3 separate regions of the Homo sapiens genome follow, and regions 1 and 3 are each linked to region 2. Evidence: chromatin loops called from intact Hi-C (ENCODE). Cell type or tissue: heart left ventricle. All regions are shown on one strand. Links, peaks and the distances in the headings refer to the core of each region. The heading gives the core; the rest is flanking DNA.

Region 1 (4,861 bases), core at 1,419-3,918, 200 kb after region 2:
CTTCCTCCTTTCCCAAGCTCGTGACCTAGTGGGATCCCAGCTGCTCACGTCAGGACAGCCCAGTTTCCCGTCCTTTTCACTGGTGATTTCCAACTAGGGCATGGGTGGAGTTTTCATGACAGGAAATAAATCTTGTAGAGAGCAAAACAATGAAAGCAAAACTCGTCATATGCCACGTTTAACCAATTTCTTCTCTTGGGTTTCTACTTCACACGGCAGCGTCCGTTTCTGCTTTATTTTCATATCTCCCATAGTTTCCAGTGTGGTTAGAAAACCACCCAGGACCACACAGCTACTAAATGCAGGAACAGGGGTTTGAACCTAGACCATTTGATTCCACACCCTGCCTGCTTACTCCCTGCCCCACAAGGCCTAACCTCCCCTTACAGAATATGCCTTGAGGACAGGCATCACCTCCTAACCTACTCCTAGCCATGGCCAGCACCTAGCAGCTAGCACACAATAATCAGTACCCAGTGATAGACACGATAGGCTTGCTGCCTGACGTTACATGTTTTCATGTAATCTCTTCTCTTCAGAGTTGATTAAGTCAGGTTTGAATTGATGAGAGGCTGAAATATTCATTCATTCATTCATTCAGTGAGTCAGTCACTTATTCATCAAATGTATACTGAGTGCCTTACCTGTATCAGGCACTCTGCTAGGTGCTTGGGGTATGAAAATGAATAAGCAAACTCCCTGAACTCAAAGTGCTTAGGGTCTATGTCAGGGAGGCAGTGCAGGGGTTCTCCATCTTGGATGAACATTTTTTGTGTGGGGTAGGGGAGATGGAGTCTCACTCTTGTCATCTAGGCTGGAGTGCAATGGTGTGATCTCGGCTCACTGCAACCTCCTCTTCCCAGGTTCCAGTGATTCTCCTGCCTCAGCCTCCTGAATATCTGGGATTACAGGCACCCACCACCACGCCTGGCCAATTTTTGTATTTTCAGTAGAGACGGAGTTTCACCGTCTTGTCCAGGCTGGTCTCGAACTCCTGATCTCAGGTGATCCGCCCGACTAGGCCTCCCAAAGTGCTGGGATTACATGCATGAGCCACCACACCTGGCCCCGGATGAACATTTTAATCTCCTGGGGAGCTTTTTAAAAAATGCTGATACCTGAATCTCACTCCAGTGATTCTGATTTAATTGTTATGAGATAGGACCCTCAGATATTTTTCTGCTTGTTTTTTTTTTAAGAATAAACTTTTTACTTAGATGACCTTGAGATTTACAGAATTATTACAAAGATAGTACAGAGTATATAATTCCTGTATACTCCACCCCGCCATTTCTCTTATTGTTAACATCTTACATCAGTGTGGTACATTTGTTACATTTAATGGATCAATATTGATATATTTTTATTAACTGAAGTCTATGTTTTATTTAGAATTCTTTGTTTTTCTTTTAATGTCTTTCTTCTTTTCCAGGGTCCCATTCAGGGTCCACATTACATTTAGTCGTCAGGTCTCCTTAGGCTTCTCTTGGCTGTGACAATTTCTTGGCTTTGGGTTTGTTTGTTTGTTTGTTTGAGTTCCTCAGATTCTAATATATAGCTAGGGTTGAGAGCTTTTGGTCTAGGGACACGAGCATGGAAACTCTAGACATAGGCCATCTGGGTTCCAGTCCTGGCTCGACTGCTTATTAGCTCTGTGACCTTGGTCCAGTCAAGCAACCCCTCGGAGCCTCTATTTTCTCATATGTAAAAAGGAGGTATTAGGAAGAACTACCCCATAAGTTGTGTGAAGATTCATTCACGGCAGTGTTTCCCAACTTTTCATGCCATGGCATCCAGAGAAAATACATGGTATTTTTTGTTTGTTTGTTTGTTTTTTGAGACAGAGTCTTGCTCTGTCACCCAGGCTGAAGGGCAGTGGCACCATCTCAGCTCACTGCAACCTCCGCCTCTCAGGTTCAAGCGATTTTCGAGCCTCAGCCTCCCGAGCAGCCGGGATTACAGGCGTGTCCCACCTTTTTGTATTTTTAGTAGAGACAGAGTTTCACTATGTGGCCAGGCTGGTCTCAGACTCCTAGCCTCAGGCAATCTGCCCACCTCAGCTTCCCAAAATGCTGGGATTACAGGTGTGAGGCACCGCACTTGACCAGAAAATAGTATTTGCATTAGGTATTAACATAATTCACAAAACAAATGATAGTGGCATAAATGGATGAATCTACTCATAGCCAGTGGTAAGGTGATGAAAAATTGAGGCACATATGTCACCTGCAGTCCTGGTATGCCATGTTAGAAAGTTCTGCGTTGTCACATGTAAAAGCACTTGGATGCTGCCTAGGCCAGTGTGAACCCTCCATGTTTGCTATAAATAATACAGAAAGAGACAAACCTGTGAACAGCAAGCAGCACTGCAGCTGGGGCCAGTGATAGCGGCCAGTGCCAGGTTCTTCAGTGGCCCATTTGTAGTGACCTAGTGTGTCTCTCCAAAGGGAATGTTCATCTCTTACTGCAGCAGGAAGGAGCTGCTCTCACTTCCTGTTGGACTCTGGGTGACCTGCTAGGGACAAACCCCATGATACTTCAGCACACTGTGAGAAACAAGAGTAGCCAGGCCGCTGGCACCTGAGGCACACAGAAGCTGCCAGCAAATGAAACAGAAGACTCAGGAGCCTCCAACTCCGTGCAGCCCTCCTGCCACCTGCCTGCCTCTCTGGCGCCACCGTCTGGTGTTGTCTGGGTGTTTTATGACCACCAGTACCTGCTAAGAGGCTGATTTTTTTTCCCTGGAGATTTTTTTTCCTTTATGGAGAAACTTAAGGCTTGGGGACATATAATAAAACTAATATCTTGGGAGGAAAACATCAAAATCCACAATAGAAAAAGAAGTTAACACTGTCTGGGCCGTAGCAGAACCCAGAAAACATATTCATATAATTGAAAAAGTCTACAGCTTCATAATTGACCTTTTGAAACAAAATGGCCTATCATAGTTGCCATCTGTGGTTCTTGACACTGAGGTTCATAGGATAAGCTATGAAGTCTTCAAGTCTTGAGGTGAATTCCTCAAGGGGTTATTTGGCTTTGCAGTCAGTTTTTCTTGACTAAGAGATATCAGCAGCAACTGCACCCACCTCCTGGGCAGCTTCTCTCCTGCCACAATGAGCCTGTAGAACGCCGTGGCTCATCCAGTTTGGACCTGAGAAACTTGGGGGGCTCCAGCATCAGCAGCAGCTCAGAGTTGTTAGTCTCTGGCAGCATTCTTATCATCTTTCCAGCCAGGTTTGAATGCATTGTTTGGATGAGCGGGAGCAAACATTCTCCCAGCATCTGCTTCTGTTCATAGGTGGGGGGCTGTGCCAGTATGCAGCGGTTCCACAGCTCCTGCCCCTGCAAGTGGACCTCAGCCTGGATGCCTGCAGAGGCCATACCACAGGATGAGGGCTGCAGATACTGCAGGCTTATTTGTATGGTGCAATAATGCTGGTCATTTTGACCCCAGCCAAGTTTTGTTACTTCAAAGTTGATCTCAGAATCAAGTTCCTGGTTCTAGCGTTCCAGTCCATCTTAAGTAACAGGAAGCCTTATTTTCTTCACATTTGCTAGCTGTGTATTTCCTGAGGCTGAAGAAACTAGAGATGGGAAGGACTGTTAACTCGACAGGGTTCTCTGCAATTGACCCACAAATGTGCCAGCACCATCCCTATCTGACAGTTCTTATGCCTCTGATACCCAGAGAGACTCATGGATGATTCAAAAATAGTGACAAGGCCAGGTGCAGTGGCTCATGCCTGTAATTGCAACACGTTGGAAGGCTGAGATGGGAGGATTGCTTGAGCCCAGGATTTCAAAACCAACCTGGTCAACATAGCGAGACCCCCGTCTCTACAAAAAAAATTAAAAGTTATCCAGGTGTACTTGTGCGTGCCTGTAGTCCCAGCTATTCAAGAGGCTGAGGCGAGAGGATCGCTTGAGTCCAGGAGCTCGAGGTTGCAGCAAACGGTGATCATGCCACTGCACTCCAGCCTGGGCAGACTCTCAGAAAAAGTCATAAATACTGATGTGCAGAAAAGATTTCTCACCATTATAAAGCATGTTCTTCCTGTGTTCCTCCTCTTACAGTGAAATGCATACATGGCGAGAGTTTTTGTTTTTTTGTTTGTTTTTGAGACGGAGTCTCGCTCTGTCGCCGCACTGGAGTGCAGTGGCGCAATCTCGGCTCACTGTAACCTCCACCTCCCGGGTTCAAGTGATTCTCCTGCCTCAGCCTCCTGAGTAGCTGGGACTACAGGCGCCCGCCACCACGCCCAGCTAATTTTTGTATTTTTAGTAGAAACGGGGTTTCACCATCTTGGCCAGGATTGTCTTGATCTCTTGACCTCGTGATCCACCCATCTCAGCCTCACAAAGTGCTGGGATTACAGTCGTGAGCCACCGCGCCCAGCCAATGGCAGGAGTTTCATAGTTGGCAGAGCCGGGTTCAAATTTTAGCTGTGCTGTGTGACCTTAAGTAAATTTTTTAACCTCCCTGAGCCTCCATTTCCTCATTTGTAAAATTAGGCTGCAAATACCATCTTGAAAGGGTTGTGTTGGGAGAATCAGGAAGGACAGACAAGTGCTAAACAGAACGCCTGGCTCGGAGTCACATCGCAACCAACAGTAACCTAGCCTATGGTTCTTTCCACCACAACTTTGGGAGGCGGGATGGGTATTCTCCCCACTTTATAGATGAAGAAATTGAAGTTCCGAGATTTCAAGTGACTGATCCATGTGAGTGGCAGAGCCTGCTGGGGCTCAAACTTAGGTTTTCCAGACACCGAATCCAGGGCCCTTTCCTCACACTACGTGCAAACTGCCTACTCTTCTCCCTGCTCCAAGGTGGCAGGCACTGGGCTGAGGCTGAGAT
Region 2 (4,861 bases), core at 1,311-3,810:
ATATCAGAGTTAATTTCCTGATTTGACTAATTGGTGTGGTTATATATGAGAATTCCTTATTCTTATTCATAGGAAGTATACACTGAAATATTTAGGAGTAAAACTTCATATTGATTCTCTCTCTCTCTCTCTCTCTCTCTCTCTCCTGGGAGGGTAGGGTGTTAAATATAGTAAAATGTTTACATTTGAGGAACCCAAATCTGGGTGCTTTGCGACTATTCTCTAAGTCTGAACTTATATCAAAATAAAAGTTAAAACATGATGCTTATAAAGACTTTATAATCACATAGGGAAATGCTTTTGCTAGAACGGAGCAAAATATAAAGTTGTGCAGCAGAGTATAATTTAGACTACCTTAAAAACTCAATCTGATCAAGGTTTCCTTTGATTTTTTAAAAAAGGAAGAACAAAAACTCCCAAGAAAATATTAGAAGGAAATATAACAGCATGTTAACTTTTACCTTCTGTTCACTTTAATTATATTTTACAAATTTTTCACTAAATTGCATGTATTTTGTGAAAAATTAGGGGAAAAAAATTAGGGAAAAAAACTTTAAAAAGAGATAAACGCTAATGCTCAAAAATCTGAGTGAATCTTACTCTGCGTCTTTACCACCACATACCCCATTCCAGTAGAAGGATGCCATATATGTATGTATGCATGTAGAAGGTATATATGTACATAAATACATACTCTTTTAAACTTTTCTCTTGTTTTTCTTTACTTTTTGTATTATTTTCCCTCAAAATAATTTCTTGTATTTTGAGGGAAATCCTGTATTGGGCAGGATTATAAATGAGATGACCTCTTAAGCCTCTTCTAGCCTTACAGTTCCTTGCCTTCCTTTCCAGCTCTTTGGGAATCAGCACCTCCTCAATCCAGAGGCTGTGCTAGCTAGGTACTGAGTACGTAAGGATGGTTAAGCCACCCCACTTCATCTTTTAGAGATGTTTCAAGTCCATGGGGTAGGCAGATAAACAAGTCAGTGATTACAATCTTGTGTTAGGTACTGGGCAAATGTGGCAGTTCCTACTGTGGACAGCCTTGGGTTGGGGGCGGTGGTGGTGGTCAGGCAAAAGAAGGTATTGATCTGTAGCCCTAGAAAGTTCAGTGAGAGCTTGCCATTTGGAAAAGCTAGCAGAGCATTCTAGGCTAAACATTGCAGCATATCTAATGTATGTTCTCACCAAGACCCACTGGAGTATCATTCTGGAGGCCCTGAACAAAGAGGCCAGAGTCTTACAAGACCTGGGAAGCTCTAGGTCCCACTGGGTCTGCTTTCCTGGGTGTGGGAGAGAGTGGTCTGACTGCAGGTGGCAGGAGTTGCTTTCTTTGGTCCTGGAGTGGAGCCGTGATTAAACTCAATGTCCCCATTTCCCATTTGCAGGATCACTGAGAGAGTTTTCCTGATTGCCCCTGCCTCTCTCCCTGCACCCTCCCTCACCCGACAGAAAGCGGATGGTGTGCACATACCCTCAGGGAGGGTAAGGGACTAAGGGTTAACGGGAATACCTCGTTGGAGAGTTTGCCGATCTCGGATATACCCTGCTGAACTGTTGGAAATGTGTTTTATTTATTTGGAATCATAAAACCAAAGAGCCAAGTCGACCTGCACTTGACCTTGCAGGCTTTGTAGATACTTCTAGGGACCCAGAATTACCCCAAAGCAATGTTGTTATTGAACAAGATGCCCCCTGTTTCCCTAGACAGTAACTCATCATTGAACCATTTGCCTGGACCCATTATCCATTCCCTTCATGAGAGCCTGAGGACACCAATACATAAGGTTTAAATCCACCATTCAACAAAATCAGACAGAACAGAGATTCAGGATGCTACAGCTGAGTGAGGTTGGAAGCCTCTCTGTTTATCTTGGAAATCTTTTAAACTATTTTAGAGCATGATTTTTCACTCAGTTATTATTTGTATCTTAAAGCTGTCTCATAGGTTGTGAAGAAGATTGCCTGAACTGAGAAATTCAGGGCGTGGCACAGAGTAAGCATTCAATAACTTCCAGCTGTTATTCATAAATATTGACCAGCACAGTGTATAGAGAGGGAACACTAGACTCTTGGTCAGGAAAACCGACCAAGGTCTAATCCCAGCTTTACCCCAGAATCCTAGAAGTGAAGGGAAACTGATCTGGAAAGAGGTCTTAGAAATCTTCCAGTATCTAGCACAACTTTATTTCAGAAACTTAGACCTAGAAAGGCATAGGAGCCCTGTTTGTTACCCACAACTTAAATGTTCTCCTGCACATTTTCAAAGCAAGAATAATAATCGCACCCCCATTATAGGATTGTTTCAAGTCAAGGATGAAGCGAGTTGGTGTACATGAAACTCTTGAAGCAGAGTCCTTAATACATATTAGCTGGTATTGTTATTGTGGATTCTCTGTTTATCTTCCCCTCCTATTTGACTGCAAGGATCGAGACGTGTCCTCCTTGCTTACTGTCATGTCCCCGGCATCTGGCACAGTGCCTTACTCAGGAGGTGCCCAGTCAATGTTTGTTGAATAACTGAAGAAAGTATCTTGCTGAGGATCAAATTTAGGCCAAGTCTGAATCAGAATACGAGTTCTAACACTAAGGTTCAGTATTTCCACACAGTTCTACATTAGCTTTGACTTTAGGCAAGTCGCTTCATTTCTCTGTGCCTTGGTTTCTTTGCCTTGAACACGATCCATCAGGTTTTTCCTGGTCATGAGCAACGTGTGTCTTAAAGCTAAAGACACACATCACCCGTCCATCAGCCTTTTCGGGCAACCCATGTTTGTGCTCCACTGGCCACTAGGTGTCGTGGTTGGTCAAATATCAGAGAAAGCAAAAAATAAATAAAAATAAAAATAAATTGAACTGATTGACCTACCAACCTACCAAATGATGGGAGTGAGCTTATACAGTTATTGGAAGCTAGTTACCTCTGGATGAGTTGGCTGAGTTGCCTTGGAAACTCAGGGAGTTGCCCAGGATTTGCATGCGTGGACTTTGAAGCAAAGCATAGATTAGAGCCCACAGCTGTACTCACACCAGCTAGCACCTTGGACTCACTGGAACGTCACAGGGCCTTGGTTTCAGTAATGTAATGCATGTAACATGCTCAGCACTTCGCCACAGTGAAGGAAGAGCACTACAAAGTTAGTGGTTATGAGGGCTACTTCTGGTATTTGATACTGTAAAATGCTGCTTTTCTGTTCCTTGCCACGCCAACTGCTAAAGCTTTGAAGGCTTTCTGCCTTGCTCCCTGCTTTACAAAGCCAAATTTTTAAATAGCCCCTTAAACAGTAGAGTGGACAGGGTATCAGTATCAGGTTAAAAGGGCAGCCTAGAATATTTGGAGGGACACCAGAACTCCTTGGAATGTCACTGTGGAGCTTAGTCAACACAAAGCAGAGTGTTTTATACATGACTGGGACCCAGAGTGGAGGGAAGTGAGTGAGCATTGTTGAAAAATGGCCTTCACTGAAATTGCTCAAGTAAGGGTTTTCTTTGTTACATGGACTGTCATTTAGATCTAGGTGCCTTCTTTTTAAAATAATTTGGGGAAGCTTCTAGGAATAACAATGACTAGTATTTATTGCACACTTACTATGTATAAGGTATTATACAAAACATCATACTTGCATGATTTCATTTAACTCTCACAGCAACTCTTTGAGGTACATATAGTTCTTATGTCCATTTTGTAGATGAGGAAATTGAGGTGCACCAAGATTATAATAATTACAGCCAACAGATATTCGCAGGTCACACAGGGAATGGGTGAAAGAGTCCGAACACAAACCCAGGCCTACCTGATTCCAGAATTCGTTTTCTTAATGGCTACACTGTATTGTCTCCCACAGTACTTTGGATGCAGTTAGGCACTTGACCAGTGTTTACTGAGGTGAATAGTTCTCAGACTATAGTTAGCCAACACAGAGAAGACTGCCTACGCAGGAACCATAGAGATCTTGACACTCCTCCCACCCAAAGCCACATGCCCTCTGGCCTCCATTAGTACTGTGGGATGTATATGCTGTTCCATGTGCTGGATTTCACCCCTAACTTCTTAAAACATTTTTTATTGTTGTATAATAGTTGTGCATATTTGGGGGATACATGTGGTATTTTGATCATGTATACAATGTATAATGATCAAATCAGGGTAATTGGGCTGTCCATCACCTCAGACATTTATCTTTTGTTTGTGTTGGGAACATTGCACATTTTTTTAGCTGTTTTGAAATATACAATAAATTGTTGTTGACTCTAATTTTTCTACTGTACTGTCAGATACTAAAACTTATTCTTTCTCCCTAACTGTATTTTGGGACCCCTTAACCAACTTTTCATCCCCCCCTTCCCTTCCCAGCCTCTGGTAACCACCATTCTAGTCTCTACCTCCATGAGGTCTACTTTTTTAGCTCCCATACATCACTCCTAACTTTTTGTTGGTAATAAGGTATTCCTCCATTGGAGCAATCAGGAAAAGGCAAATGTTTTTAAGACACGCTTCCACAGGGAGCATCTTAGCTGATTTTATTTGCTTCATGTTTTTCTCTCAAGGACTTTTTTGGGTGGGTTTGTTCTATAGTTGTATCCAACCTCATCTTTCAAGCATCTAAAAGCCAGGGCTGACAGGTTACCAGGGATGAGCCCAGCCCTCTCTGCTGTACTATCAATGTGTGCTCCAGTGTGCATATAGCAGCCACTCAGCCCCTGTCCAGCATGCTCCCCAATCCTGACACCAGGCCAATGCCAAGCTGTGTGAAGAGCAGAGAGGGGTCTGCTGCCCAGGTTAGCGAGCTGGCCGCTGCTACCAGCCAATAGTATTTCATCGTCATGGCGAAATACTAGGTCTGAGGAGGGATAGCAGGAC
Region 3 (4,861 bases), core at 768-3,267, 250 kb before region 2:
CCAACTATTGCATCCTCCATTACCACCAGAGTCATCTGGAAAAAGCACAAACATGATTGGGTTTCTCCTCTGCTTTGAAACATTCCCTGGCTCCCCATTGCCTGAAGTTAAGTTAACAGAGAGTGAGGGAGGCATGGTACAAGATGAGGCTGGCAGATGAGTCATGCTAAAGACTGTGGACTTTTGTGAGGGCAGAGAGAATCTCTTTTAAGGCTTAAATAACCTATCTAGTGTTAAGCAGACAGTAGCTCAGTAAAGAATGAAAACAATCATGCTTGAAGCACAATAATAAAAGAGTGCTATTAGAGCAATGGCAGAGGAGGGAGGTGATTCATTATACTTTTGCTGGGGGAGCAGCAATGGGGGCGGTGAAGACTTCACAGAAGGGGGTTGGGCTGGGTTTGGTGGTGAACAGAGGGGTCCCTCTAAAAAAATTGACAGCAACCTGCACAAAGCCACTGAAAGGCAAAAGCTGTGGCTCTGGCTGCCCCAAGGACACACAGCAGCCTATAGACTCTTTCTCTCAGGACTCTACAGAGCAGCATAGCAATAAGCAATGATTTGTTATAGCTCTGCTGTCAGGCAGCTTACCTAAATGTTAGCACCCACATGAACTGCATAATGATTTCTGAAACTCAATTTCTCCACTAATACAAGCAAACAGATTTAGTTACAGTTAGAGAGGGTTTGGGGGAAAGGCAGCCTCTAGAGAGAGGCCAAGACTACCCCCTCCATCGCCCCGACTCCGTCTCTGTGGAGCACTAAAGTACTGATTTGGATCAAGACCAAGGAGGATAGAGGCTCAGGGTTGGAGCAGAGATTTCAGTGTGATAAGGAAAATGATTTAAAAAAAAAACAACCCTGGAATCTGAATGTTAGATCTTCAGCTTTCCCTTTTTTGTCTTCTACATTTGGCTTTGGAAATATCTCTTCTCTCATGAGGCTAAGGAAGGGGTATCCATGTCCTGGGAAGGTCAAGTAGACACCACAAGGGTACCACAACATAGGGGATCAGGGGAAGGGAGGCTTCATTTGTCTTCTGAGGCATTTCCTAGCCTAGACCTTAAGCTAAAAGTGCAAAGAGAGTCCTTAACATTTTCCCAGTTCTGCTCATTGGGACTAAGAGCTCTACAGAGAAATTAGGTTCAAATCACAGCTGATAATGAAAAGAAACCATTTGTTCAGGTTCATTTTCTATGTATCTTGCCCTTGAAACTTAGCAGTCCAAGGTCAGCGGTAGTTGGAGATTGTCCTTTGTCCCAAAGTTTAGAGTTGCCACCTCCCAGGACCACATAAAGAAACAGGAGGACTCAAATTCAGGTCTTGTGATTGATTTCTCTGGGGCATTGGCACTGCTAACACAGGAGCCCACAAAAGGCTCTAGAAGCACGGGCAGGGAAGCAGAGTCAGCTTCAACTCCTGCATTCATCCAGGAGCAGAGCTCCTACTGATAAATACAAATTGATGCATTCTAGGCCACCTGGGCCTCTTGGATTGCTTACTCCTGTTCTTGCAGCTTCTCTAAGCTTGGGCATGCATTTAGTCAGTCCATAAGTGTTACTTTTCGGTAGACAGGTTTTTGCAATATACTCCTAAGGAAATGAGATATGCTCATCTTCCAGAGTATTCTAACTCACTTCCTGTGGTCTTTGTTTTGTGCAGGAAATACAAGGATAAATGGAAGGCAATTCAGATAACCAGGGCTTTCAGCATGGGGCTTATTGTCAGAACTTGGAAAAAAACGTATTTATTGAGGGAAAAAGGTACAGATAAGAAAATGGCAACTCCAAGAGGTTAATAGATGATCGGTAGACGGATGTAATGTAAAATGTGAGACAGAGTATTACTCTTACTCTATATACCAACCCTACACTGTCTGTGTAACTGAACCTACAATTATATATAAATACATTTATAAATATTTACTTTCAAAATATTTATGGTAATTCAACCCTCCTCTTCAAACTCAGTGTTATAGTGCTAATTCAGGCAATTAATATCTCTTTAATTTGTCTATTACAAGAACCTCCAGCTCCTTCTTCCTCTACCTAGCCACCAGAGGGTGTATTTATCTAAAGCAAGCATGATCATATTACTACCTTGCTTAAACCATTCAATGGCTCTCTGTGATTCTATTTTACCTATTTGACTAGCCTATACTCCCCAGTTATTCAATTAAACACAAATCTAGGTGTTGCTGTGGAAGGTATTTTATACATATGATTAAAGTCCATAATCAGTTGACTTTGAATCAGGGAGATTATCCCAGCTCTTCTGAGTGGGCCTGATTCAATCAGTTGAAAGGCTGTAAGAACAGAACTGGGGCTTCCCTGATGAAGAAGAAACTCTTTCTATGTACAGAAGCTTTAGCTTATTCCCTAGATTTCCAGGCTTCTCTTCTCATAGCCTGTCCTTCAGGTTTTGGCTTGTCTAGCCTGCCCCTACAATAACTTAAGCCAATCGCTTGCATTAAATCTCTTAATATATTTATTGAGATAGATAGATATATCTTACTGGTTCTGTTTCTGTGATTGAACACTGATTTATACACTCATCATAACTCATAAGATGAGATTCAAAGGGTAGAGGCCTTTTTGACCCTGGCAAAGGTGTTTAAGCAAAACTTCTGATGAATTATTGGCTGGCCACTGAGCTATGCCAACTCAGCAGTGAACCCATGAAAGCCAGATGTAAAATTTTTTAAACAATTTTTTAGAGAGCAGCTGAGCAGCCAGCAGAGACTATACTATGAGAGAAACAGACTCCAGAGAATTCATTCAAAAAATGTCTGGGCACAGTGGCTTACGCCTCTAATCCCAGCACTTTGGGAGGCTGAGGCAGGTGGATCACCTGAGGTCAGGAGTTCAAGACCAGCCTGGCCAACACGATGAAACCCCGTCTCTACTAAAAGTACAAAAATTAGCTGTGCGCGGTGGTGTACACCTGTAATTCCAGCTACTCGGAAAGCTGAGGCAGGAATTGCTTGAACCTGGGAGGCAGAGGTTGCAGTGAGCCGAAATCATGCCACTGCACTCCAGAGTGGGTAACAAGAGCAAAACAACACTTCCAAAAAGAAAAAAAAAAAGAATTAATTCAAAAAATAAAGAAACAAACAAAAACAACAACAAATGGATTCCATTACAAGATGGCCAAATGGGAACAGCTCCAGTCCGCAGCTCCCAGCATGATCAACGCAGAAGATGGGTGATTTCTGCATTTCCAACTGAGGTGCCTGGCTTATCTCATTGGGACAGGTTGGACAGTGGGTGCAGCCCATGGAGGGTGAGCCGAAGCAGGGTGGGGTGTCGCCTCACGTGGGAAGCACAAGGGGTCAAGGGATTTCCCTTTCCTAGCCAAGGGAAGTTGTGACAGATGGTACCTAGAAAAACAGGACACTTCCACCCAAATACTGCACTTTTCCAATGGTCTTAGCAAATGGCACACCTGAAGATTATATCTGGTGCCTGAATTGGCAGGTCCCACACCCATGGAGCCTTGCTCACTGCTAGTGCAGCAGTCTAAGATTGGCCAGCAGCCTGGCAGCGGGAGGGGCAACCACCATTGCTGAGGCTTGAATAGGTAAACAAAGCGGCTGGGGAAGCTTGAACTGGGCAGAGCCCACTGCAGCTCCGCAAGGCCTACTGCCTCTGTAGACTCTACCTCTGGGGGCAGGGCATACCTGAACAAAAGGGAGCACAAACTTCTGCAGACTTAAAAATACCTGTCTGACAGCTCTGAAGAGAGCAGTAGTTCCCCCAGCATGGTGTTTGAGCTCAGAGAATGGTCAGACTGCCTCCTCAAGTGGGTCCCTGGCCCCCTTGTAGCCTAACTGGTAGACACCTCCCAGTAGGGGCTGACTGACACCTCATACAGGCAGGTACCCCTCTGGGATGAAGCTTCCAGAGGAAGGATCAGGCAGCAATATTTGCTGTTCCGCAGCCTCCGCTGGTGATACCCAGGCAAACAGGGTCTGGAGTGGACCTCCAGCAAACTCCAACAGACCTGCAGCTAAAGGACCTGACTGTTAGAAAGAAAACTAGTAAACAGAAAGGAATAGCATCAACATCAATAAAAAGGACATCCACACCAAAACCCCATCTGTAGATCACCAACATCAAACACCAAAGGCAGATAAAACAACAAAGGTGGGGAGAAACCAGAGCAGAAAAGCTGAAAAATTCTAAAAACCAGAGCACCTCTTCTCCTCCAAAGGATCGCAGCTCCCCACCAGCAATGGAACAAAGCTGGACGGAGAATGACTTTGATGAGCTGACAGAAGTAGGCTTCAGAAGGTCGGCAATAACAAACTTCTCTGAGCTAAAGGAGGATGTTCGAACCCATCGCAAGGAAGCTAAAAACCTTGAAAAAAGATTAGATGAATGGCTAACTAGAATAAACAGTGCAGAGAAGACCTTAAATGATCTGATGGAGCTGAAAACCATGACACAAGAACTACATGACACATGCACAAGCTTCAATAGCCAATTCGATCAAGTGGAAGAAAGGGTATCAGTGATTGAAGATCAAATTAATGAAATAAAGTGAGAAGAGAAGTTTAGAGAAAAAAAGAGTAAACAGAAATGAACAAAGGCTCCAAGAAATATGGGACTATGTGAAAAGACCAAATCTATGCTTGATTGGTGTACCTGAAAGTGACGGGGAGAATGGAACCAAGTTGGAAAACACTCTTCAGGATATTATTCAGGAGAACTTTCTGAACCTAGCAAAGCAGGCCAACATTCAAATTCAGGAAATACAGAGAACACCACAAAGATACTCTTCGAGAAGAGCAACCCCAAGACAATTAATTGTCAGATTCACCAAGTTGAAATCAAGGAAAAAAATGTTAAGGGCAGCCAGA

Evidence for each region. A loop is a pair of places that touch in the nucleus more often than their neighbours do. Peaks named below come from ENCODE experiments on the same cell type or tissue, not always from the same donor. Only the 100,000 strongest peaks of a DNase experiment are listed, where the experiment ranks them.
Region 1: it touches region 2 in a loop (11-fold over the local background); 85 of 110 quality-filtered maps call a loop at or near these places.
Region 3: it touches region 2 in a loop (3-fold over the local background); 23 of 110 quality-filtered maps call a loop at or near these places.

The regions. Positions count from the first base shown.
Region 1 is chr1:67,559,646-67,564,506 of GRCh38, reverse strand. It overlaps LOC105378780 (a long non-coding RNA gene), which reads right to left and starts at 2,459. Exons shown (of 4, transcript XR_947474.4): 1 at 2,348-2,459. In heart left ventricle, for the core only: a CTCF peak has its summit at 2,682 (motif pointing left); a DNase peak (open chromatin) is centred at 2,656; H3K27ac peaks cover 382 bases.
Region 2 is chr1:67,758,375-67,763,235 of GRCh38, reverse strand. The region is part of intron 2 of GNG12 (G protein subunit gamma 12); the gene reads left to right. All of the region lies in intron 1 of LOC105378781 (a long non-coding RNA gene), which reads right to left. Among named protein-coding and RNA genes, the nearest start is that of GNG12-AS1, 71 kb to the left of the region's middle. In heart left ventricle, for the core only: a CTCF peak has its summit at 2,793 (motif pointing right); no DNase peak of the experiment used is centred there; H3K27ac peaks cover 374 bases.
Region 3 is chr1:68,007,497-68,012,357 of GRCh38, reverse strand. The region is part of intron 1 of GNG12-AS1 (GNG12, DIRAS3 and WLS antisense RNA 1); the gene reads right to left. Among named protein-coding and RNA genes, the nearest start is that of DIRAS3, 41 kb to the left of the region's middle. In heart left ventricle, for the core only: a CTCF peak has its summit at 2,043 (motif pointing right); no DNase peak of the experiment used is centred there.